6 separate regions of the Mus musculus genome follow, and all the other regions are linked to region 6. The links are chromatin loops, found by intact Hi-C in ENCODE. Cell type or tissue: heart. All regions are shown on one strand. Region 1 overlaps Sorbs1 (sorbin and SH3 domain containing 1). Region 2 holds the start of Tctn3 (tectonic family member 3). Region 3 holds the start of Aldh18a1 (aldehyde dehydrogenase 18 family, member A1). Region 4 overlaps Sorbs1 (sorbin and SH3 domain containing 1). Region 5 holds the start of Entpd1 (ectonucleoside triphosphate diphosphohydrolase 1). Region 6 overlaps Entpd1 (ectonucleoside triphosphate diphosphohydrolase 1).

Evidence for each region. Hi-C counts contacts between places; a loop is a spot of excess contacts. Peaks named below come from ENCODE experiments on the same cell type or tissue, not always from the same donor. Only the 100,000 strongest peaks of a DNase experiment are listed, where the experiment ranks them.
Region 1: it touches region 6 in a loop (2.7-fold over the local background); 11 of 42 quality-filtered maps call a loop at or near these places.
Region 2: a loop joins it to region 6, with 5 times the contacts of the local background. A loop is called at or near these places in 40 of 42 quality-filtered maps.
Region 3: a loop joins it to region 6, with 6 times the contacts of the local background. A loop is called at or near these places in 7 of 42 quality-filtered maps.
Region 4: it touches region 6 in a loop (2.4-fold over the local background); 8 of 42 quality-filtered maps call a loop at or near these places.
Region 5: it touches region 6 in a loop (2.0-fold over the local background); 8 of 42 quality-filtered maps call a loop at or near these places.

What each region holds. Positions count from the first base shown.
Region 1 is chr19:40,340,802-40,344,801 of GRCm38, forward strand. Sorbs1 (sorbin and SH3 domain containing 1) reads right to left here. Exons shown (of 29, transcript NM_178362.1): 17 at 3,555-3,638. Among named protein-coding and RNA genes, the nearest start is that of A930028N01Rik, 46 kb to the left of the region's middle. In heart, a CTCF peak has its summit at 2,404 (motif pointing right); a DNase peak (open chromatin) is centred at 2,450.
Region 2 is chr19:40,610,448-40,614,447 of GRCm38, forward strand. It overlaps Tctn3 (tectonic family member 3), which reads right to left and starts at 1,784. Exons shown (of 14, transcript NM_026260.3): 1 at 1,478-1,784; 2 at 1,204-1,327; 3 at 847-965. The coding sequence starts at 1,697. It also overlaps a transcript of Entpd1 not described here. In heart, a CTCF peak has its summit at 1,970 (motif pointing right); a DNase peak (open chromatin) is centred at 1,884; H3K4me3 peaks cover 1,397 bases; H3K27ac peaks cover 1,030 bases.
Region 3 is chr19:40,587,137-40,591,136 of GRCm38, forward strand. It overlaps Aldh18a1 (aldehyde dehydrogenase 18 family, member A1), which reads right to left and starts at 1,327. Exons shown (of 19, transcript NM_019698.2): 1 at 1,174-1,327. Gm27042 (a long non-coding RNA gene) reads left to right here and starts at 1,396. Exons shown (of 4, transcript XR_386705.4): 1 at 1,396-1,483; 2 at 2,719-2,771; 3 at 3,703-3,821. In heart, a CTCF peak has its summit at 2,321; DNase peaks (open chromatin) are centred at 1,385 and 2,305; H3K4me3 peaks cover 2,855 bases; H3K27ac peaks cover 2,394 bases.
Region 4 is chr19:40,368,477-40,372,476 of GRCm38, forward strand. Sorbs1 (sorbin and SH3 domain containing 1) reads right to left here. Exons shown (of 29, transcript NM_178362.1): 9 at 1,214-1,243. Among named protein-coding and RNA genes, the nearest start is that of A930028N01Rik, 74 kb to the left of the region's middle. In heart, a CTCF peak has its summit at 2,137; DNase peaks (open chromatin) are centred at 245, 1,555 and 2,145; H3K4me3 peaks cover 215 bases; H3K27ac peaks cover 3,622 bases.
Region 5 is chr19:40,658,141-40,662,140 of GRCm38, forward strand. Entpd1 (ectonucleoside triphosphate diphosphohydrolase 1) reads left to right here and starts at 1,630. Exons shown (of 10, transcript NM_009848.4): 1 at 1,630-1,760. The coding sequence starts at 1,745. In heart, no CTCF peak of the experiment used is centred here; DNase peaks (open chromatin) are centred at 1,591, 2,131, 2,681 and 3,191; H3K4me3 peaks cover 2,451 bases; H3K27ac peaks cover 1,741 bases.
Region 6 is chr19:40,720,332-40,724,331 of GRCm38, forward strand. Entpd1 (ectonucleoside triphosphate diphosphohydrolase 1) reads left to right here. Exons shown (of 10, transcript NM_009848.4): 3 at 126-243; 4 at 2,756-2,906. Among named protein-coding and RNA genes, the nearest start is that of Gm41846, 9.3 kb to the right of the region's middle. In heart, CTCF peaks have their summits at 2,287 (motif pointing left) and 2,490; no DNase peak of the experiment used is centred here; H3K27ac peaks cover 411 bases.

The DNA of each region.
Region 1 (4,000 bases), 380 kb before region 6:
CAAACATGGGGGGCTCAAACAAAGAGGGGCACGCTAGGAACCGGACCAACACAGAGAGGTGAACTCAAAGCAAAGGATCCTGGCTGAGGACACAAAGCTGTCTGCCCCAGGGGGACCTGAAATCCCTGACTAGGAAGTATAAGTTTCAAGAGCAAATCAACCCTTGAGTCTCAATACTAAAAATTTTAAACTAAAAGGGGGGGGGGGGAGGGGAGGGAAGCATCAATAACGAATTTAAACAAATTAAAAACTCTAATTCTTTCTTGTTCTCTTCAAACAAAGACTGACCCTGGAGATTTTCACATTTTTTAAATAGTCTTTCCTACTATAGAAAAAAATCATTGCATGTTAATAAATGTGTAAATCTGTAAGTCTGTCCAGTAGAGGCTGACCTAAAAGGGTGACCCTCTGGTGTGTGGCAGCGGCATCCACAGTAGGATTCATTGGCATCTAGAGTAGGAATTCAGACAGTGCTGTGACCATTTCATGCTTGCAGCTCAACTGGCCTTTCATAATGTAAGTAGAGTTAGGCGGCAGAAGTAACGCTAGAGGCAGGCTCCGCCCCCTCCCCCTGGCAGGTCAGAGGTCACGATGTTTGTTCTTTAACCCCTTCATGGACAATCAGAGCGCTGAAAATCTGCCAGGAGAATGCTGTAGGCTTCCCAAGGGTTTGTGTGCAGTGAGAGCTAAGCAAACTTCCAGAAACTTCTAACTCTGAACTTCTCTCACACAGAGTGGATTCTCTGACTCTGCCTGTGTACACTTGAGATCTACCATGCTATGACCTCCGGGGAGATCAGACACAGGAGATCATTAAAAGCCCCACAGATTGCATGCAAGTTTCATGTCCGTTAATTCTACAGACACATTCGAGGGATTACTATTGAGAAACATTGCCTTGAGTTTGTGGCTAGACATCAAATCAATTTCTGTAGAAACTGAAGGGAAGGGGAGAGTAAAAGGTGGGTCCTCTTGGTCTCTGTACTACCTCTCCAAAAGAAAAGAACTGGCTCTGACTGTGTTTCCCCTGTCAACAGCAGGTCTTCCACATATGTGAGGTATGTGCTCTGCAAAGTCAATGACAGAGCAGCGACCGTTCATTTTTACCTCTTAATACACTCAGTGGCTGTCAGGGAAGTAGACTTTTTAACACGTGTTACCCCCACACCTTTCTTACTTTGTCACAGAATTCCATAAGCAAGTGTCTACAAATTAAATTTGCTTCGAATAATCACCCTACTCCCACCCCACCCCCAAATGGTCCCTGAAGTCTTAAATCATTTGTTATTTCATGGGACATACCGAGGTCACCAATCAGGATCTTGTTGCAATTTTCTGTTCTTTTTGAATGGCTTTGTAAAAGGAGGTTCAGGGAGAAAAGGAAACTCGGCAACTTTTAGTATCAAAGTTCTAGTGGTTCTAGGAGTAAGAGCCCTAAGTTAGTGTGAGAACAACAGAAACAAAGTATCGATGACAACCTGGGTCATGTGTGACTGGTAGACTCTGGAATGGCTAACACAGCTTCCAAACCAACTGCCACAGCTCATGGCTTTACCACAGCCGTGTACTCTTTGGTCCACTGTAATCAGAATAGGAGAGAAGAAAGGGAAAAAAAAAAAAACAAAAAAACAAAACCCTCACTCTCCTTCCTGAATTCTGTTGGTTCAACTAGATAAGAAACCCTGGGGATGTCTCAGACCATATATAAATGTTCTTTTACTGAGATTCCTGGAGATGTGGTCCATGTTCTTTTGACAAATCTTCAAAAGTTAAGGCTACACAAAAAGGAATTCCCCAAGAGAAAGAATTATTAGACAAATGGTCTGTGCCCTCCGTGTTTACATAGGTAAGTTACAGCTTTTGGCAAAACTCTTAATTAACCAAGTTATTCTCAGGACCTGTTTACTAAAGGCTGGGACTCTGAAGTATTGTCTAATATCAATGAGACGTGTTTGCAGTGATAGATTTATAAAAATGCATCACTGGTAATAAATTAGTAAAAAAGGTTCCCTAACTTTTACAAAAAACTTTCAGATTAAACTGGCTTAGTTACTTGATAGATGAGGGCATGGTTAGCAGTCTGAAAATCCTGGAAGGGATTTCAAAAATCACTGGCATGGAACTGACAGTGAGTATCTCCCGTTTTCCATGAGGTCAGTACAACATCACTGTCGCAGACATCAATTAGTGCTTCGGAGGGGAGCGCACATATCAATACCTGTTCAATAATTGATCAGTTCGTAAGAAAAAGGATTACTGTCCAGTTTACTGCATGTGGAAAGACTGTGTATTAAATTTGGTATCTAAAAACAGGGGGAGAGAGAAAGGAGAAGAAATGAGCTGTGCACTGTGCTCTGGGGAGGGGAGAGAAGAGTAGTTGCACTAGACACTTTCCTCCACTGCCCCTAGGTGGCGCTCACCAACAACAGATTGAGGAGAAGAGGAGCCGTGACTGCCAGAAGTGCCCAGAAAGGAGGGATACCCATTCCTCCAGTCAGAACGTTGGCAGCTGGGCACTCCTAACTTTCAAGCTCAGTACCTTTACGCCAAATCAGCAATTCCCCAGTGCCAGCCTGAATTGCCTGTCTTCATCTTAATGAAAAAAATACACAGCATGGGATTTAACATTTATTGAACTGTAAAAATCACTTCCTATCGGCAGATAAAACCACCATCCGAGACCCAAACCAATGGTCAGAGTCTCATACTCACGTCCAGTGTTTATTTTTCTAGGTATGACTCTTCCACCTATAAATTCCTTTTTGCAGCTATAATTGGGGATTCAAGGTAACTACAGTTTTCAAGTCTATCACTATGAGAATTTAAAGTAACTACAGGTTTCAAGTGCATCACCTCCGACAGACTGTCCTGTTTGAAACTTGTCTGGGCATAGGACTAAAGAACCACCCCCCTCCAAAAATAAAAAAAAAATTAAAAAATAAATCAGAAATACCTCAGGGAAGCTGCCGAACACTAAAGTTTCTAGAGTTCTGCCCTCCCTTCCAAATGATACTGGCCCAACTCAGAAAAATCATTCCCTGAAAGCTGCCTTTAGCTGGGCTAAACAGGAGTTATATCTGCACAGGGAAGCAGCTGGTTTTTTGTCTTGTCTCATTTTGTTTTTTGCATGCCCTTGCCTTGCATGCATGCTTTATAAAACGTGATATGAGGCACCATAATCCTGCCCTTCCCAGTGACACATTTCCCTGCCTGTCTTCATAAACCTTAATGGACTGGTTGTCACCGCTTGGCAGGAAAAAAAAAGCCACCCACCAGGGTATGTGATACTTGTTGGAGGTGGCAGAGAGAGGTCCTAGGACAAATGCTGCCCTGGTCACTCTCTGGATGTTCTAGGAAGGTGTACCTCAGAGCTCACTGTCCCCTCTTGGTGCATTGAGGAAAACCTTCGCGTTGTAGTGAGGTAATACAGTCTGACCGTTATCACAGCTGCTCCCACTGCAGAATCCCTCACACAGAACTGATTCTGTAGCAGCAGCAAGGCACCCACAGCATCATTTCACAAGGTGGATAACCACCGAGGCTATTGCACTTACCGGTCTCCCAAACTCCAATTCCGAAAAGAATTTATACCAAGGTTCATTCTTTAAATCTATCTCTTCTGGGCTTATATCCCGACTCTATAAGGGTTGGTGACAGGGAAATGGAAGAAAGAGAAGGATAACATTATGTAAAAGATTACATAGGAACAGGCCAGTAGAGATGCAGCGGCTCTGGGTTACACAGCGCCTGCTTCGACAGCAGGGACTGTCCAGTTTTACTGACACCAGAAAAAACAGGGAAACTGAGGCAGGCAGCAGTGAGGTATCTGATTTCGGTCCAACAGCAGAGGCAGATGGACTGGATATAGAGGACCCGGCACCACACTGCGACCCGGCACCACAAAGCTAAATACGGGCAGAGCGGTATTCTTAATCATTTCAGCATTAGAGAAAACAAAGTCCTTATTTCCTCTTGCGGGGGGGAAATAAACATTAACTGT
Region 2 (4,000 bases), 110 kb before region 6:
AGTGATTATTATCAAGACATTTTATCCACTGTGAATAAATATACAGTTTGCTCTTTTCTAAAAAATGATATATTTATTTTTATTTTATGTGTATTGGTGTTTTGCTTAAATATGTCTGTGTGAGCATGACAGATCCCCTGGAGCTGGAGTTACAGCCAGTTGTGAGCTGCCATGTGGGTGCTGGGAATTGAACCTGGGTCCTCTGGAAGAACAGAGAGTGCTCTTAAGTGCTGAGCCATCTCTCTAGCCCCACAGTTTGTCCTTTTAAGGCACTGACAGCTTATCTGGAGGAAATCATAATATTCACATAAACTGACAATCATACAAGGAACTCTACAAATTCTTAAGGAATGACTTAGGACAACGAGTGTCTTAGAACTAACTTCTGAGGATGGGCTCACTTGGGCAGATGACAGAAGATTCTTAGAAGAGCTAAGATGTTCGCAATGAATGGAGAAAAGAGGGCCACTTGAGTCAAGGGGGAAAGCAGATAAAAGTTAGGAAAAATTTAAGGCACAGCTTGAGGACAAAGGACATGAATTCGTCCAAAACAAAAGGGCAGAATAAAATCATGAGAGAAAAGTTTTCGGACAAAGAAAGAGAAAGAAGGACACAAAGAAAGAAATCAATGCAGATTGCCAGGCTAAAGGTGCTGAGCAGTAGTTTAAAGGTGGTAGAGTCTCATGAAATTACTAATGTTCTTATTAACTAAAAGTAAGAGGGTAGTGGTAAGAGGGGTGAGCGACAGGGAATCTAAAAGAAATAAGAGAGCTGGGAATCCCAAAGACAAAGTCACATCTCAATAAACATTCAATGATAAGAGCTGTCAAACTCGTTTCTACTCACAGTTGTTCACACGGACACAAAACTGTGTCGTTCCACTGGAGTCCGTGAAAACTCTGGAAGGGAACGGGGAGTTGCTCCTGAACATAAGAGAGTTGTCCACACATACCCAACTTGAAGATCTGTGAGGAAAGGTGAAGATACTTAAGAGAGAGACATGGAGTACATCTAGGGAAGGGGGCCTTACCCCACCAATGTCTGATGCCAATAAGAGGGGTCTCTGGGCAGAGGTGCAACACTCAGGTTTTGTTTTACTGGATGGCTCAGCATTCCCAGGAAAGCCCAAGGGGACATCCGACCGGGAGACAGCGGGTAGGAAACTCACTCTTACTCCTCCACCGGAGGAGCACCGCAGCTCACCTTACACTACCAGGAAGACAGAAGGAAAAGACTGTTCTGGGATGGAGAAGATCGCAGTCCTTGTCACAGCAGCAGTTTAAATCGCAGGTACCCGGAGTCAAGTCACAGACACAGATCGGTAAAGCTGTAAGTACAAGAAGAAAAGCGAGATGAAGCTCCCCCAAAGTTTTCCCGCGCGGACAGCCCCAGTGCCAGCTACGTGGCAGGGCAATTTTGTCTACACAATTTTAGATCTGAGAAGTCAGTATTTCCATCCCGTATCCCGCCGCATCACCTGGAAAGGGGTCGGTGGTCGCGTTCACGGGCATCGATAGAGTCCAGGGAGTCGGACTCTCAGACGAATCCGGAGGAGCTGAGGTTGGCACTTCGGGCGTCACTGGCTCCAGGCCCCAGGAGGTGGGGAAAGCCCGGGCTGTGGAGGAGGGCTGCGGTCGGGCGGTCTCAGAAAGCATCAGGACCACCAGCAGCAGCAGGTGCAGCTGCAGGGTGCACATAAGGCAGCCTGGCCGCAGAGCGGTGCGACAGGAGCCTGGGTCTCCAGATACGTCCCAGGAGCCCTGGGAAGAAGAGTCGCGTACTTCGTCATCAGCTTCCGTCTGCGCATTGGCTCAGGCGGGAGCCGGGTGCTCTTCAGCCAATGGAAGGCCGTGTTGTTACGACCCTGAGCGTCCTTCATGCTGCTCTCCTCCTTAGCGGCGCGTGGTTCCCGTTACCTGGCAACCGCTGGGAGCCTCGGGGGCGAAGGCGTCTTTGCCTGATCCCGCCGCTAGATGGCAGCTGGCAGAGGGTTGGCGCGCTTTACGGACCTGGAAGAATTGGATGAAGTCATCACTGAGAGGAAGACCAAGAGGCACAAACTGAGATCTTACCAAGGTAAGAGGCCCTTTCTCTGGAAACACCATGAACTCAAGGAGAAAAACATAGAAAGTCACATCCCTTACGTGTGCCGGGAAACTGAGTACCTGATCACAAAGTTTAGGCCAAACTGGCTACTGAGTGAGACTCTGATCCCTAAAACAAAGACAAATGAACAAAGTCCCAATGATGGCATGAGAGATGGCTCAGCTTCTAAGAATATTTGTTTTTGTTTTTGTTTTTTTCAAAGAACTGGGGTTCGCTTCCCAGAACCCACAAGGTGTCTCACAACCATCCGCTGCTCCAGTTCCAGGAGATCCATTGCCTGTGCCATCTTCTGGCCTCAGTGGGCGCCATCTGACACCCGCAGGTGCAAAGACTCAAGCAGGCAAAACACTCCTCTGCATAAAATCTAAAATAAAATTTAAAAATGTCTCCACTTTAATTACTATGGTATTTTTTAAAAAGCATAATAAAACAATGCTTATTTCAACTCCACGAGTTTCTTTATTCCCCGCTCCCTGTCGCCTAGTCACAGTTTCATGTAGCCCAGGCTGACCCTCAAACTCAAGATGTGGTCAAAGATGGCTGAATTTCTGAACCTCCTGGGTCTGGAATTTTAGTCATATAGGCCACCTTCATGCACTCCTGCCAAACACTCTATCAAGTTAAATTTTATTTTATTTTTTAAAAAGTGTTAGTTAGTGCATTATATCAATAAATGTGATCTGTATATTTGTTGCTGGAAAGGGTAGTAAGGGAAGAGGTTCAGGACAAGAAAACAGGATGGAGAAGAGTATGAGGACTTAGAGAAAGTTACAATTTAGAAACATTTTCTGAGGAGAAAGTAAAGATACAGAGATGGAAATAGCCAAGGAACCAAGAAGCAAGCTAGCTGATTGCTCTTTTACGGTTTTATCATTAAGTTCTGAAACACTCTCTAGTATGTGCTTGCTCTTCTCAGGAGTGGCGTGGCCCTTCTGCATGCCTAATAGCACAAACATTCTGTATTTGCACTAATCTGAGACACAGGCAGGCATGGCTATGGCACACATGATAGGCATGCAATGCCTGAGCTGTTAAATATTTAATTTTAAAATTGTGACTCAAGGTTAAATAACCTCAGGTAACTAATAGCCATTGCAATGTGCAGTTGGATTGTGTATGATCAAAATCCAGCCAGCTATCTCCCTGTGCTCACAATTCCAACATTTGGGTTATTTTAATTATTTGGGGGAATAAAATAACATCTACCAGGAGTTACCTAATCCACTCCAGTCCACTCCTTAAAACTGATTTTGGATGTCTCTCTTTCCAATGAATCTCCTGGGCTGATGGCTCTCTTTTCCAATGAATTTTTTGGGCAGATAAGATTTGGGGCACTTGAAATTGCCCGTATTTTCCAAGAGGATCTTAATTTTTTTTTTTTTAAGATTCGTTTATTTTATATATGTGAGTACACTGTCTCTCTCTCCTCAGACACACCAGAAGAGGGCATCAGATCCCATTACAGATCTGGAAATTGAACTCAGGACCCCTGGAAGAACAGTCAGTGCTCTTAACCGCTGAGCCATCTCTCCAGCCCACGATCTTAATTTTTATAATGCCTTTTAATTTTTAGCTTAAATATATCTCTATGCTCTAAATACTCTCAAACATTTGTATGTGATTGGGTGGTTAATTATGTGTGTCTCATGTGTGGGGGTGCCTGTGAGGGACAGAAGAGGGGGTGAGATTGCCCTAGAGCAAATTATATTACTCAAATTATATGTATTTACTAGAATATAGTTTGTGTAAGGTAAGCAGTTTTCTTTCTTTCTTTTTTATTAGATATTTTCTTTATTTACATTTCAAATGTTTTCCCCTTTCCTAGTTTCCCCTACCCCCTCCTGGTAAGCAGTTTTATCTGTCTTTATTTGATATATACCCTTGTTTAAGTCAT
Region 3 (4,000 bases), 130 kb before region 6:
TTGTCCACCCCCCTCTTCTGTCTTTTATAAGGCACTGACATTTCTTAACCTTTCCACTTACTTCCTTCACTGACACCAAAAGGTCAAAAGAGCCACTGATGGACAGCCGTGCTTAGTGGCAAACGCCTGTAATCCCAGCATTCGGGGGAAGTAGAGGCAAAAAGGATCAGAAGCCCGAGGTCGTTCTCAGCACACAGCCAGTTCTAGGCCAGCCTGGGCTACATAAGACCCTGTCTCAGAAAAGATTCTGATCGGGTCACATGCATAGTTCTAGACTGTTTACCCCTCTCTTGTCTAAGCACAGAAAGCTCTGAACGTCTGAGATCCTTGGAGGTATGAGGTCTACCATTTGTCTCTGGCCCAGGGAGGCAAGATCTTATATTGCAAACGACTGTTCAACCAGTCAGTTTGTTGTGACAGCAAAAACCAGACAGGTGATGCAAAAGCCCAAAGGGTATATACGTGGAGACTCTGTGATCGAGAGAGAAGTTCTTATATTTTAACTCAGAACAGCTTTCAAGTGACTAGACACAAACACACGGAGAGCTCTTATCTCACTTAGAGAAGTGAACTTCAGTCTCAACAAACTACCCAGAAAAACACATGCTGAGTTCATGGTTCACTACTTAATAGAAAGACAGAAACTCAAAGATAAATGTTGTTGCTTCGGAGGGTGGGGGAATAAGGCTGGGGTATGGCGTGCGGGGTGAAGAATCTGAGCGCACCCTTTCTGTGCCAGGAGATAATTATCACACACGGGGTCTCCGGGAATAACCCTGGCTGCAGGGAGAATCTCCTATGTACAGGTTCCATATGTCAGGTCGCGAGCCACAGAGAATTGCAGACTCAGGCCCTGGGAGTGCGTCCGTGGATGGTTTCACACCAGGTGTATGACTACTCGCAGCACAGGAGCCCTGGAAGCCGGTTGTGGACTTGGTAGGAAGAGGCTGCAGGGTCCTCCAGCCTCCGCTGGTAGCATACCCAAAAGATGGCCAGAGATCCCTGGGCCTCCTAAACCCTGCACCGGGAGCTGTGCATGAGCATCTCAGAGCACCTGGCTGCCCCGCGCCGCCGCCGGCTCCCGTGTCCACGCCCCTCCGGACCCGCGGCTGCACCCCGCATCTCCCCCTTTCAGTGAGTGTACCCCTTGCCCGGTGCTGCCCAGCCACCTACCTGCTGGCCGCCGACCCCAGCCCTGGACCACTCTTCGCGGCGACCGCCCTCTCCTCCGCCTTTTCTTCCGTCTACGTCCAGCTCTCCGGAGTTGCGTCAGCCGCGTTAGACTGAAGCCCCGTAGCGCCGCTGACGTTGGGAGACGGGTCTGACCCACGCTACGCCACGGCAACGGCGCAGGCGCTTCTGAGAATCGCGCCCACGCTCCACGTGGCGGCCCCCTCCCATCCCCAGGCTCCGCGCCCGCAGAGTATAGGGGCGGGGCTTCGAGCACCCAGAAAGGAACCTCCCCAGACAGCTTCCCAGAAAGGTAAGGAAGACTGGCTTCTAGTTGCTGATGGATTTCATAAAGCGTGTTTGACAGTTGATCGTCTATATGTCAGACTCACATTAGAAATAGATTGAATCAACAAAGACCGTCTCCCTCAAAACAAAAACAAAAACAAAGACTGGCTATTGAAAAAAATTGGCACCATGGTAAAACAAGTTGGCACCTAGTTACCCGAAAATAACAGCCCAAGTGTTTTCAGCAAAGGTGGTGGTAAGAATACTGCATTTTAAGACGGTGTGTTTAATCTCTGATTATTAATAACCACTGATTATCCCAAAGTTGAATGCATAACGGACACAGATCATCTCCTTCCGGGCTGGCAACGTTCTCGTCCCATAGCACCGTTCGTTGCAGGGAGGCCATTGTCTAGAGAAGGTCAACTGTGGCTGAAAATTGGTTCTTTATGCTTTTGTAGTCCTGACAATGCTACTGAGCCTATTCATTCATTTTCTAATTCACTAAAGGGAACTTACCACTACTTCTCAGTCCATGATGCAGGAGTATGGGGGGAAGGGCAGGGGGCGGGGAGCGGGGGGGAGTGGGGGGAAGGGCTAAAAGGAGGTTTCAGCTTAGGAGAGATCCACGCTCATGGATGATAGGTTTGCAGAAGAGAACATCTGGCTGGGAGCTCACCATACAAAGATTTTGAATCTTATGGGTCACCAAGTCAGTGAATCCAAACTTCTAAAGCCCTGGAATGATATGATCAGGTTTTTGTGTCGGAAATCAGCACAGAGGTGTAGAAACTGGGAAGTGGGTTAGCCTATTGCAAAGCGCCCTGTAAGAAATAAAGCAGACGAAAGGCGCCGACAGGGGGCGTGGGAGCAAAAAGGAAGGCGCGCTCACAGCACTTTTTGCTAAGGGTTGAGTACCAGGAAGAGGAGTTCTTTGAAATGAAATGTGCGTCGGCATATGAGATCTAGGAAGAAGCTGAGAAAATCTGTGCTTTGGGAAGGGTGTTGGCGCCAGGACGCGTTAAATTTTGAGCACGTTGAGGGTGGGGAGGTGGGGCATTAAAGAGAAACAAAACAGCAGGCGCTGATTAGATCTGGTACCCGGGCTTCTAAAAAAAGTGGGGGGGGGGGGGTGCGTGTGGGTGTGTGTCAGGGGTGTAACTAGACTAAGGGACTGGAGCTAAGTTAGAAGGCGATTCTGATTCTTCAGTTCACCCACAGATCACCTTATTGTAATTGCTTGTCTGTCTTCCCTCCTAGGGAGCAAACCTCTGGACAGCAAGAAAGCATATTCCTAGAATATGAGATACTTTGTAAGTATTTGAGGAGTGAATAATTATTATGTCTTTAGTTAAAAAAAACCAGATTTCTCAAAAAGTGAATTGGAATTGATCATCGGTGCTGAAAAAATAAATAAATAAAAGAAAATGAGTTGTTAACATTCGTGTTAAACTGGTGTTCCTTGAAGGTCATTCCTTCAACTCCAGCATTTCATAGGCAGAGGTCAGGGGATTAGACCCTAGCCAGCCTGGGCTTCATACATAGTGAGTTCCAGGTCAGCCTGGGCTCTGCAACGACACACTATCTAACAGTGTCTCAAAGAATCGAGCACGAAACTCCTTAACTTTCTACTGTTTTTTTATTCTTTCAGTGATAGTTTACTTATTTGCTCTGCCACTAATATTCTACTTTGCCAGTGGAGAGAAAGGAGTGCGTTAGATGAGTGAGGAGAAGGGAAAATCTGATTCTAGGCACATAACCTGCTTGTCTTTCTATGAAAAGCAAGAATTTAGCTAGAGTGTCTTTCTCACATACTCAACAAATGTTCTTTTTGTTGACTGGGGGTGGGGGGTGGATTTTAACTTCTTCTAGAAAATGGGAATAAGGTTCAACACCACCAGGAAGTCATGCAGGAAGTAGGACATTTAGAATATGGTCTTTCACTCTGTAGCCCTAGCTTCCTTGGAACCTGCTGTTCTTGACTGATTGGCTGAGTGACTGGGGAGGAGTGGGGCGTGCCATAGCACTCGTGTAAGCCCGAATTTATGAAAGCTGATTCTTTGCCTGTACCATGTGGATTCTTGGAATTGAACTAGGGTCATCAGACTTGGCTGGCCCTGGAACTTGTGTGCAGACCAAGTTGACGATGCTTCCAAAATGCTTCGATTCAGATATATGCTGCCGCCACTGCCACACAGAAATGTATCTTCAGGTGCCAGGCTTAATGTCTTTCTTTTCTTTCAGGAGGTGAGAGGTGAGAAAAGGTCTGATTGATTCTGAAGCTCATGCTGGTCTTGAACTCAGGCTGGGATTAGGAGCATCGGCCACCACACCGACTTTAAAATAGCTTCAAGTTGTAAAATGTAAAGAGCAGATATGCAACCCAACAAAGCGATTTACTGGGGTGGGGTGGGGCTGGCATGTGTGTGTGTGGTGTGGTGTGTGTGTATGGTGTGTGTGTGTGATTGAGTCTTCAAGGGCAATAGGGAAATTCGGTTCTCCCAAGAGACAAGAACAAGAACCTGGAACATTAGGAACCAAT
Region 4 (4,000 bases), 350 kb before region 6:
AAAAAACAAACTCTGGGGTTCCTAACATAAATGTCTCCTTTTCCTACCCCCACCAGTGTGTGTGTGTGTGTGTGTGTGTGAGACCACAGCCACCTGGGCTGGCCAGTGGAAAGTGGGCTGGAACCTAATGACTCAGAGAAGGGCTGTGAAGGGCACCTTGGGCTTAACCACAGCCTGTCCTGGTCCTCCAGCCAAGTCCTGATAAAGTTGAGAGGCTATGAGAACCCCATGTCCTCCCAACTCAGGCTCTGCCCAAATCACAAGAGCAGCGGTATGCTAAAGTCATGCAGAAGCCATGTAGCAGCTGCTCAGAGACTGGTGGCTTCTGTTACTCAGGGGATCAGGGGTTCTTAATGCCAGAGCTCATTGAGCCCTTGCTCCATGTGCCCTGCGTGCACACTGGCTTTGTCAGGAGAGTGAATCAACTGCCTTCATTAGATCCTCCCAAGGTGCCCACGACCAAAGAACAGCGGCAAGCCATCGTGCCACACCATTAGTTACTGACGGGCACCATGGCTCCCTTCTGCAGCCCCAGAGGCTGACTCTGCACTGGGCACAAGAGTAGAACTCAGTAATAGACCAGACTCAACGCAAGCACCTAGAGACAATGGTGCCTCACATCTACTACGCGCTTGGCACAGCACTCAGGGAACAGCCACTCATTCGCAGAATCTCCCATGAGCTACACAGACCATTGGGATCCAAAAATGTCATCCTTGTCCACCGAATCTGACCCTCTTGAGTCTCAACACGCTTTCCAGGAGGTACTGACGCCAGCTCAAGTTCAGCCGGCAGCTTCAAGCACTGTGTGGGTCTAGGGGCTCTCACTTAGACCTGCCACCCAGGGTCATCCATCTACTGGCAGTCACCCAAAAGGGAAGAACTTCCCACATCTCCCAACACCTGATTCATCTGAGACAGAGCAACCAGGTGCTCTTCAGAGGCCTTCCATAAGTCTGCCTCCACAAAGCCCCTCTGGTCAGTGCACAGATTGTCTGGCCTGACCATCTGGGTACAGGCCACAGTTCTTCAAGGCACATTTACTATTGTGGTTCATGGGTATATCTGCTCCAGGGTATAGAAACTATTCCTATTTCCATTACCCCTGTGGTCTGTCAATCAACACACAGGGAAATTCAGAAGACAGTGTTGACTGGACACGGCCGGAACAGGATCAGAAGTCAGCAGGTAAATAAATAGATTGCTCACCTACCTGAAAGACTACTGAGTCGCTTTTGCTGCTCTGTGATGAAAGAAAAGAACACAACGTAAGTAGTGTTTATACAGCACCTGGCGAGACAGAGAAGCCCCAGAATAATTAATCAGGACCGCATACTCTGGGCCCTGCTGTCTTCCGGGCTTAGATGTTAAAATGCACGCCCCAGCTGAGGCAGGAGTCATGATGTAGCTCTAATGATCCAGGCAAGAGGTCCCCCAGGTCCCCAAACTACAGATCCGCACCAGGACCTGGGCCTACCAAAGTGATCTAGGAGTTTCCATCTTGTCCCAAGGTGATCTCTTCCCTCATGACTCTTCCAACCTCACATGGTCCTCTTACCATGCCAGACTCGGTACCTTCTGGTAGAGCTATGAGAAGAATTGGGGACATGGCAACTGCCATCTCCAGAGCTTGCCAATGCCAGCCCTGTTGTAAGAGCCTTTTCATCTAGCACTTGAAATCTTAGCACCAGCCTCGGCTGTTAGGGACAGCTATTTTCCTCAGTGGAGATCCTCAGCACTGTAGCTTAGTCACCAAACATCTGCCTGTTCCAGGGTAATAGAGAAATTCTAAAAATAATCGGCATTAGCAAAGTGACCTCACTGGGATAAGGGGCTTAGATTACTCAAGATAACACTGAAAACCATCTGGTTCTAGAAGCAAAACCTCCAGCTCACAGTCTACAGTTCTTTCCAACCCTCGTGACCTAGTCGCTGCGATACTGAACGCAGCTGCTCACTCTCCTGGGCGATCATGTGGAGGGGAGGCCAAGGTCTTATTGACAGCATCCTGTGTGCCCTATGTGATAAGCAGAAAAGTAACCTTTACCTTCTACAGCTGCTAAACAGCAACCGACCAGAGAGATAAAAATAGATTGTGCCGGCCCATGCACACTGTCACTGTCCCCAGTGGCCACATTCCTATCCTGCTGCTAGAATCGGTATGCAGTAGAAGCAAACAGAGCAGCTTGGGACCTCAAGGCCAGTGGACACCGCAGCTGCCCTCCTCCGCTTCAGGCATGGGACTCACACTGGCTGAACGAGAGGCACCGTGAAGTTCAAGGCTCGACTCTGCTGGCAACTTGCCAGATGACAGGAACCAACAGAATAACCTCTTGGCCTCAGTTTCTTCATCTGTGGTATCAGAGTACCCTGGTATCTAAAGGATTTACGGGTGCCACACTCTATACTGCAAGGTGCCAGGCAGGGCCCTCCCTTGCCAGCAGAAACAAATGTAAGCAACAGAGAAACGTAAGATGTTTGCTTCTGCTTCCAAGGCAAAATGGCTGTTCTCGCAGAACGCCATACAGACGGCCGTAGCTATTTTTCAGTCACCAGCACTGGGATGACACTCCGACCGTTCCTGTCCACAGACGTTTGGGAACCATGGAGGTCTTGCTGTTCAAGGTGGTCCACAGCCAACCACAATGGCAAACCTCCGCTCTGGAACCTTGTCCTCCTACCCCATCTCCATAGCTTTGGAATCTGAACTGTAAGCTAACCAGACTCTCGAGATCTCAACACACAGTACAGGCTGAAGGGCCCCAGCAGGGGACCGTGTGTATCTTTCAGCCCTGAGGCTTTTCCTGAGTCGAACCTCTACTTCAATGAGGGTGAGCAATGCCTGGGACACACTGGCACGAGTGGAAAGGGGACAGTGCTGTTCACAATCACTCAGAGCCTGTTGTCCCCTAGTGTGAGGAGGTTGGCCAGGGGAGACATCTCTGCCAAACTAGGCCCTGTGACAGTCTAGACATAATAAAAAAAAATAAAAAAAAAAAAAAGAGGAAACTTTTATTTTTTTTAAGGATGATTAAACCAGATTTTCAGATATAGAGTAAAGTTCTCACCGCTTAGGAAACTTTGCCATAGTTAAGAAATTGTTCTTTTGTGAGAAGAAGCAGAGATGCCAGGCTGGGTACATTCCAAAGCAGGGCCAGGAAACACTTGACGCAAATCCCACTGATAGGCACACACTCTCACTCTTCCCTACCTATCGTGGCCTACCTGGGATGAACCCAGGGTTGTTCTCTTTACAGAAACCACTAGTTAATTAAAAAGCAAAACCCAGACAAGCCAAACCCCGCAGCATCACTGCACACATACTTTTCTGCAGGATGTGCTTCACTCTGGACCAATCCTAATTGTAAACCAAAGGCAGAACTTTTGGTCAAGAGAAAAACAGGAACCAAAAGTTCTCTTTGATGAATAAGAGAATTTCACTCATTCAAGGAAGAAACAAAGAGGGAACTCAGGCATTTTGGTGCCTGAAAACGTCCCTGTAGGTGTTGTCAGAGGGCCTTTGCAAAAGCAGCTGACATTACGCTTGGCATTTCCCAAAACCCAAGCTGCCTTGGGAATAAATCCCGTCTTTAAAGAAACTGCCTTTCTTTCTGGGAACTAACTTGCTTTTTAAATAATGAGTCATGAAGTTCACAGAGAAGCTATTGCTTTTTTTTTTCTGCATTTTTCTTTGTTCTGCATGACAGACACTGGCAAGGAGAGCCGCTGCCAGGGAGGGTGTCAGGGCAGAAGGAGAATGGGTGCTCAGATGGAGGGCCCTTCTATCCTGAGGAAGAACACCGGGGGCCACACAGTGCAAAAACAACAATGACGAAAACAGCCTGAAACCGCTGAAGCCACCGAGAAAGACTGAGTGAACGCATTTAAAGTGAGAGAAAATGTTTTAATGTATCTACTTTTCCAGTTAGAAGCAGAAAAGAGAAACCTCTCTTCGGTATGGAAATAAGATTGTAGCCCCATCTCCTCTAAGGGAAGGGTA
Region 5 (4,000 bases), 62 kb before region 6:
CACACATGCAGTCACAAAGCCACAAAGATTGCTGATATTTGCAAATATCTCATTATGTCACTTAAAACAATGTTATTATCATAGGACAATATCAAACCAATATTCATGATTAGAAATGCAGTTTAAACTGGTTCTAGAGAAGGCATTTATTAGAGTTTTCATTTAGTGTGATTAATTATTCTTCTAAATGCAAACTCCTATAGTTATGCACCATTAAGTAAGATACAGAAAGTCTTGCTATATAGTTCTGATTTATCAAAGTATCCAGAATTCACTGAGCACGTTCTGTGTGGCAGGCACTGCATTGTGCAAGGGAGCAGACATCTAAACTGAAAACTGAGCCCCGCCCCTTTACAAATACACGAAAGTGTAGCAGAGAACACATTTCCTTCAAAGCAACCTTAAGTGGTCACTAAATAAATGATTTGGGGAAGAACTATGTCTAACGGTAAAATTAGCTCCAGACACGAATTCTCTGCTATAAAGGAAATACAGAAAAACAAACAAACAAATAACGACAAAACCTCCATGAACTAGGAATCAGAAGGCTGGATCTATAGTCGGGCAATGTGGCTGGCTGTTCATTCATGAACTCACTTGGGGTTTACTGAGTACTGTGTGTGAGCACTGTGGAAGAATCTGTCGTTGGAAGTGAGGTGGTAAACAGGAGGGGTCGTCTCCATGCCTTGTAGCATGCAAATAGGGGCAGGTGGCTTCGTTTTTCTTGCTGTCATCTTGGGTTGATGGGACTCCGCAGGTCTCTTTCAAACCTCACAACTAAGATTACAAGCAGCTTTTTAAGGAGAAGCTGTCCAAGTGGCTTTGGGATCTGAGGACTTACACCGTCCTCCCTGAGGGCCAGCCCACACTTCAGACCTCTTCATTTCAAAACAAGTTCACACTTCACCTGCATTTGGGTCACCTTACGGAAGCCTGGGCGTGGCTACCCCTGTACCTAGGGCTTTGGAGGTAGGAAGTCAAAGCTGGAGAAAAGTGGATGACGTTTGTCATTTCACAGCTGGCAAGAGGTACCCAGTGAGCAATTTGCTCAGTGGTCCCATAAGGCTTTCCGGACAACTGTGTGGCTTTGCCTGCAGCTTCCCCCAGTGCCTGCATTCTTCTCCAATGAGACTGAGGAGTGATTGCTCATCAGGGACTGGGAAGGGGTCAGCTCTATGTGGTAGGAAGAGCAGCTCTTCCTCTCACAGGTGTTGAGTCTCAAGGCTACCAACATTATAGTTGCAAGGCTTGGAGCTTTTTCCTCTTTTTTCTTTCTCTTTTCTTTTCTTTTCTTCTTTTTTTTTTTTTTTTTTTTTTTTGGTAGTAGTAGAAATGTCTTTTTCAAGGGATAAAAGTAGATTTTCTGTAACAGAGGGGGTGAGAGATCTATAACGGAGGAAAAGAGGAAGGAAGGGGAAGGAGAGAGTGAGTTTTGAACACATACTACGTCAAGCCTAGAAAAAAGAAATTACAACCCGGTGAGCTTTCGAGTAACTAGGGGAAATGAGCTGGCCGGCTCCTCTCCCAATCTGTATTTCTAGTCAATGAAAAAGACATCGGGCTTGAGGTTCCTTCCGAAACCGGGCTGGCTAATTTAGCCCCTCCCACAAGCCCTAGGGTCTGTTATATCTCTGAACCGTGAGTACCTCTCTCGCAGAAAGCCACCACAGCAAGCAGAGACAGCAAAAACAAAAAACACCCAAGACAGACGAGGGAAGAGGAAGGAAACAAAAAGCTGCCCCTTATGGAAGATATAAAGGGTAAGACCAGAACTGATTTGATCCAAACCCTTCAGGGGGAAAAAAAAAGCCCAGACCCAAAGAGAGTACTTGAAAGAACCAAAGGCAAAGAGCCTGAATGAACTCTCCCTGTCTCCTGAGCGAGGCAGAAAAAGCTTTGGGAAACAGACAGAGCTCAGGGTTGTAGTGCCCTGGAGTAGGCTGAAGTCGATGAATATTCATAATTAATTGGTATGCAGATGTGGTTTTTTTAAGCGGCAAGTGACTGTTTTTCCAGTCCTCTGTACCTAAAGAGGCAGCTGCTTCATCTACGGTCTGGAGTCATCTAGTGTCGGTTTGGGTCCCTGGCTTGCAGATGTTGGGTTCTGCGTGTAGATTTGTTTTGTTCGAATTTCCTGCTGGGACATTAGCAAAGACTCTCGCTCCTTCTCTGCTGGGAGTTGGACAGGCAAGTTAATGTGGCAAGAGGCTGTCACAACAGGACCCCAGAGTGCGTGTTGTAAAAATGCTGTAAGCTGTGTGGGGGAGTGTGCTTGTCCCTGAGAGGGAGAAAGGGGTGGAGGGAAGAAAGGAAGAGTTCTCTTAAAAGAGCAGGTCAGATCGAACTGACCATGTTAGATTTTTGCCTACGAAACTGCAAGGGCAGACTGGTTTGCACAAATGGTGTGCAGTCTCTGCCTTTTACCTCTTTTGGGCATTTTCTGCCAGGACCGAGAGCTAGCTGCTTGCCAGTCCTTGGGAGCCAGGAACAAAGGGGGAATGTAGGGTCGCGAACCTACTTCATCGCACCGCCAGCTTCTCACAGGCTCACAGATTTCTATCACGTAGGATGCAGAGGGACTAGAGAACTAGCAAACAGATTTCTTCCCACGTAGAGCAGACCAAAGCTGTGTGGGCTTCCTAAGGTTTTATTTACTGTGTGCTGGGACCTGTGCTCCTTTCCCCATACGTGCCGCTCAGCTTCCCTCTCATCAGCCATATAAGGTAAGTGTTGTCCCTATCACCTCCACTTCCTGGAGGATTCAGTGCTGGAACTAAGAGCAGAACTCACCTTGGGATCCTGTAATTAGGAAGTGGCAACTGTAGACGCAGGCAAGGCTACTTAGGAAGACGGAAGCTTGGACCACTGGATGCTAGACTTGTGGGTCTCTGAAGCTCGTGGGGAGGAGATGAAATCTAGTCTATGCAGGAACTTGTATTTTTTCGTGAAGTCTACACCACCAATCTCAGTTGGTGTTAATGGTCATTCCTTCTGGGAGAGAGGCAGACATTGTTATTCTGTATGGTCTTTTACGAAAGAGAGGGTCTGAGGCTTGGAGGGGTTAGAGCCTATGAATCAAACGTCTGTCTAGGTGTCAAAAAGTCTTACATCTAACTAGAGTTCTTCTACTTCTGGTTTCTCTTCTGAACATGTGTCCCCACCCCCCAGCTAGTACTCACCAAGCTACTTTCAGTTCCCCAGGGACCTGGTCTTTCCTCCTGCTCAGTCAGCAGCAAGGCACTTTCCTCCATCTTGGAGGCCTAGCTCACCTTTTTTTCTTCTTTATCCTGGAGTCAGCCCACCTCTGTTTGAGTTCAGCTCCATCTCTCTCTCTCTCTCTCTCTCTCTTTCTTTCTTTCTGTTTTTTTTTTCTGTGAGCCTCAGCTTTCTCACCTGTGAAATGGAGAGAATAATACCTGTAACTAATGTAGACTGTGTGCTCAATAAATACAGACTACTGCTCTTACTCCTAGATTTTTCTTGAATATTGCTCTCCCTGTTAAGCCTTCTCCCATCCTTTGGCCTAGCTCAGGACCTGCCTTGGCCACCTCAACCAGTTTTAAAGTGGTGTTCATCACGCTCATTTTCCTTCACTCTATGACACTTTTTAGCCCACAATGCTAATTTTTGGATTCAACTTTGGATGTATGATATCAAGTGCTCAAGTGCACCTTTTTTTTTTTTTTTTTAAGTCTTAAAAAGAATAGCCACTTTGTCCAGGCAGGCAGAGTGGTGGGAAAGAGGCCTCTGTCATGACAGAGGGCAGAAGGTGGCTGGGTACTCACGAACCAGCTTCGGAAGTCACTGGGGAAGAATACTGAGCTAGGTTATTGATTCAGTAAAAGCCACAAGACAAGTCCGTGGCCCCGAGTTGGACTAGCAGTTTTCACCACATAAGGTCTGTAATGTTCTCTGATGTCCTTATGATGAATCAGCTCCTAAGCCACAAGGATAAGTCCTTGAGGTTGACACTATCTCAGAGGCGATGCTGTGCTCTGTC
Region 6 (4,000 bases):
GCTTAGAGAGAGAATTTTCTCTTTATGGTTTGAAAATTCCCACCTCTGTCTACTTCCTTTGCAAGCTAAATATGGAGAAGTGTGGTGTCGTGCTAATAAGTGTTTTACATTTGATTTGCCCTCAGTATGGGATTGTGTTGGATGCGGGGTCATCTCACACCAACCTGTACATCTACAAGTGGCCGGCCGAGAAGGAGAATGACACAGGGGTGGTGCAGCAGTTAGAGGAATGCCAAGTGAAAGGTAAGACGGGGGCGGGGCACGGAACGGGAAGAGCGGGCCACAGGAATGTGAGAGGCGTGAGGATCTGCCGTTGGTATTTTATTATCACTGTAAAATGACACTGAGCCAGGCCTAGTAGCACAGGCTGGAAAGCAGGTGGATCATCAATGTTCAGGCCAGCCTGGACCACCTAGTAAGACTCCGCTTTAAACAAGACACAGATGTAGCTCAGCGGTTGTAGCATATGCCTCACATGCATGAGGCCCTGTGGTCAGTCCTTATTACTACTGCCAGTAGTAACAATAATGTTGAGATCAATTCTTGAAAAATAGGCAAATTTAAAAATAGCTGAAGGTGTCACTCAATGGTATTGTACAGGCTTAATATTCATGATGTTCTAGGTTAGGTTCTCAGCAAAACACACACACACACACACACACACACACACACATGAACTGAGCAATAGTAGCCCTCGTCAATAGGGCATGTCTGTGTATACTTGTATCATGCTTACAGCAATGTATCATGAACTCAGCACACATTTTTCACTCTCATGATCTGGTAGGTGAGCAGCAGCAGCTCTGTCCTAAAAACAAGGGCTGCGAGATAAGACAGCTCATGCCACGTGTTTAAAGTTACTTAAGTTGGGGACTGATGGATCTGGCTGACATATCCACATCTCAGCCGTGGTTCTCAGACTTGAAATGGCCTAGCACTACCTGGGGTGGGGGTTGGTGGGAGCTCTTAGCACACAGACATAGGGCCGCCTACAGCCAGAGATCCCAAGTCAACAGGTCTGGGTGGGAGCCTGGGGCTTTACATTTCTACCAAGTTCCCTGGTGCTTCTGGTGGGATGCTCGACCTCTCTTCTTATTTTCTATTTTCGGCTCAGACTGCAACCTGGAGGAAAACCTCAAAAGCTTTTGTTCTCTTCAGAGGCAGAGAAGAGTAGATCACAGACTTTTAGGGTGGGGAGGGGGGCGGGGGGGGGGCGGGGGGGTGTCATTTAAATCTCATTTTCCAGGGAAGGAAGCTGAAGCCTGGAGGACCCTGTAAGTTTCGAGAGTCCAGATGGTGGTCCAGGCCCCTAGCCACACTACAGGCTCCCACAGAAGCACTGCTGATAATCTCCCCCATACCCCGTCCCAGCCAAAGTCACTTTTAACATCACACCTGGAGGATGGCTGATAGCTCAGCTACCCTGACTTGCTCTCCGCCACGCGCCCCTGTGAGCTTTGTCTCTGCTGGCCTTTTGAGCCAAGAACACACTGGCTTTTTTTTTCAAACAGGTCGTCTAGATCTCAGGAGAGACGTGACTTTTAATCTGATGGCGAATAGCTTCCACTGACCTTTGTAATTTGCCAAGGAACTGGGCAGGGTTAGAAAGAGAAAGCCACTCTCCCTGGACCCTGGTGTGCCAGTACTGAGGCCTTGCTACGACCGAGGCGGTGCTCATGAAGGTTCTTTCTTCTGAGGATCATCTCATGAATGCATGTGTTTGAACCCACACATACAGAGTTAGCAGAACGCTGAGGTCAGATTTCCTGAATCAGAAGCAAGCCACTAACAGAGCTTGGGGCTTCTCATTATGTTACACAAACAGGCGTTTAAAAAGCCCGTTTGAATAATCACCTTGAAAGCAAACTCTTGGTAGGAAGCAGTCGAATTCACCTCAGGGTAGGAGTCTTGGCTCCAGTCCTCTCCATAACAACCGTTAGTTTGCTCTAAAATTGAAATAACAGTCTTAGTAGGGAGGCAGGGGTACCAGAGCAGAAAAGACTCAGGGTCTGCAGACTCTGTTTCTGTTTATTCTAACAAAGGAAGAAACCCCATAAATGTTAGGGCATACTCTATGACATAACTAGTTAATGACACACTCTGTCTTTTCAGGAAAAGCCAGCGTGTTGGGTACTTTCCACTAAATGCCATCTTTACCTAGGCCCTCTAGGAACTAATGTTGTTAATTACAGCTCTGTGGAAAGGATCATTCAAAAGAGGCCAACAGAGAACCCACTGTAAGAGCTGCATTAGTGCCAGAGGATGTGAAATGGCACCACCTTGTGGCCAAATCAATGAACACCAGGTTTTACCAGCAAAATTTTAAAATTACAAGATTTAAAAAATACAATACTACATATACATGTGTTAGCTACTTTTTTTCCAAGACTTTAATGAAATACTTGAGAGAGAAACTTAAGGGAAATAGGGCTTATATTGGCCCTTGCTTCTAAGGGAGACATGTCCATCATGGTGGGGAAACCATGGCAACAGGAGCTTTGCAGTCCACATCCTAACTCCCCAGGTAAACCTCTCTGCAAACAGCCTCACAGACACACCCAAAAGGGTGCCACGCCCATCCACTAGGTGCTTCTGACTGCAGCCGCTCTCCCCGCTAAGAAATATAACCCAATGTACGCCATGCCAAGAAGCGTTTCCTCCCATTTTCCTAGCAAACACTTTTAAAAAATATGGTCAAGGTAGACGCTCCACACTTTTTCTTTTAAAGGTTTTCACCGACTGTATCTTCCCTCAGGTCCTGGAATCTCAAAATATGCTCAGAAAACAGATGAAATCGGTGCGTACCTGGCCGAATGCATGGAACTGTCCACCGAACTGATACCAACATCCAAGCATCACCAGACTCCTGTCTACCTGGGAGCCACAGCAGGCATGCGCTTGCTTAGGTAGAGTGATATGCTGGGACCAGCATGCTAGGAGCTGGAGGCGGTGCTGAGATGCCTGACATTATGGGACTTGTAGCTACCTCACACGCCAAGTCCTGTTCTGGGAAATAAGTTTTATTAAGTTTTTATAATGCAAGTTTCAAGTATCTAAAAGAGCCTGCCTGTCTCCCTTGGGGAAATCAAAGGGGGCAGAGTATTAGAGAGAAAGATTTTGGGAGTTCACACACTCCAAAATTTGGGGCTGAAGATAGAATCAACTAATATATGGGAAGAAGAAGGTGAAAGAAGACCCACCAATGTCCCAAGACAACCTCAGCTAACAAAGCTCGGCTGATCCCCCACCCCCATCCCCATTAATATCTGTGTGCATTGTGTACATTGGATCTAGGGTGATCTGTTGATTAGCAGAGGAGTGTGCACAGCTGCCGAGGGAGCGCGTGGGATTGCTCAGGATGGAAGGTGGGCGGGATGGCCTGCCACATCATGGCTGCATGAGCAGAGGAGGGGCGGGAGTCGGGGGAAGGGTGGCACTGGCAGAAGTACAGCGTCATTCAGTTAGACATCATTTAACACTGTTATGTGCCACGGATGGTCTTAGGTGCTGGGGCTAAAGTATCAAACAGAACAGAGCTCCCAGCATTGCGGAGTTTGTGTTCTAGTGGATGTGCAAAGGTGGGGAAATGAGAAGCCAGGGCAGAGTCAGGATTGTGAAATAGAAAGGAGATGGGGGTGCAGGGTGCGGCGGGGGGCGGGGGGAGTAAAATAATAGAAGCTCGTGTCTCAGCGAGGTGCTAACTACTTAAGAAACACACTGCTTAGTCATGAGGGTCACCATGAAGTGAAGATATAAATTAACCAGAGAGAGAAGCTGCAGTTTAGAAATGTTAAGAAGCCGCGAGGCTGGGAAGTGGCAGAGCTAGGGCCACAGATGGCAGGGTCTAGACCAGGAAATGCCTCGTGGATCCTGTCAGGAAGGTTGGAGAAATGAGAAGTCGTGTAAGGATGCAACGCGGTTATCGATTCTGGAGGGTGGACTGGAACAGGAAGGCTAGGGAACTGTTTGTATGAGAGACCCCAGCTGCCACTTCATTTCA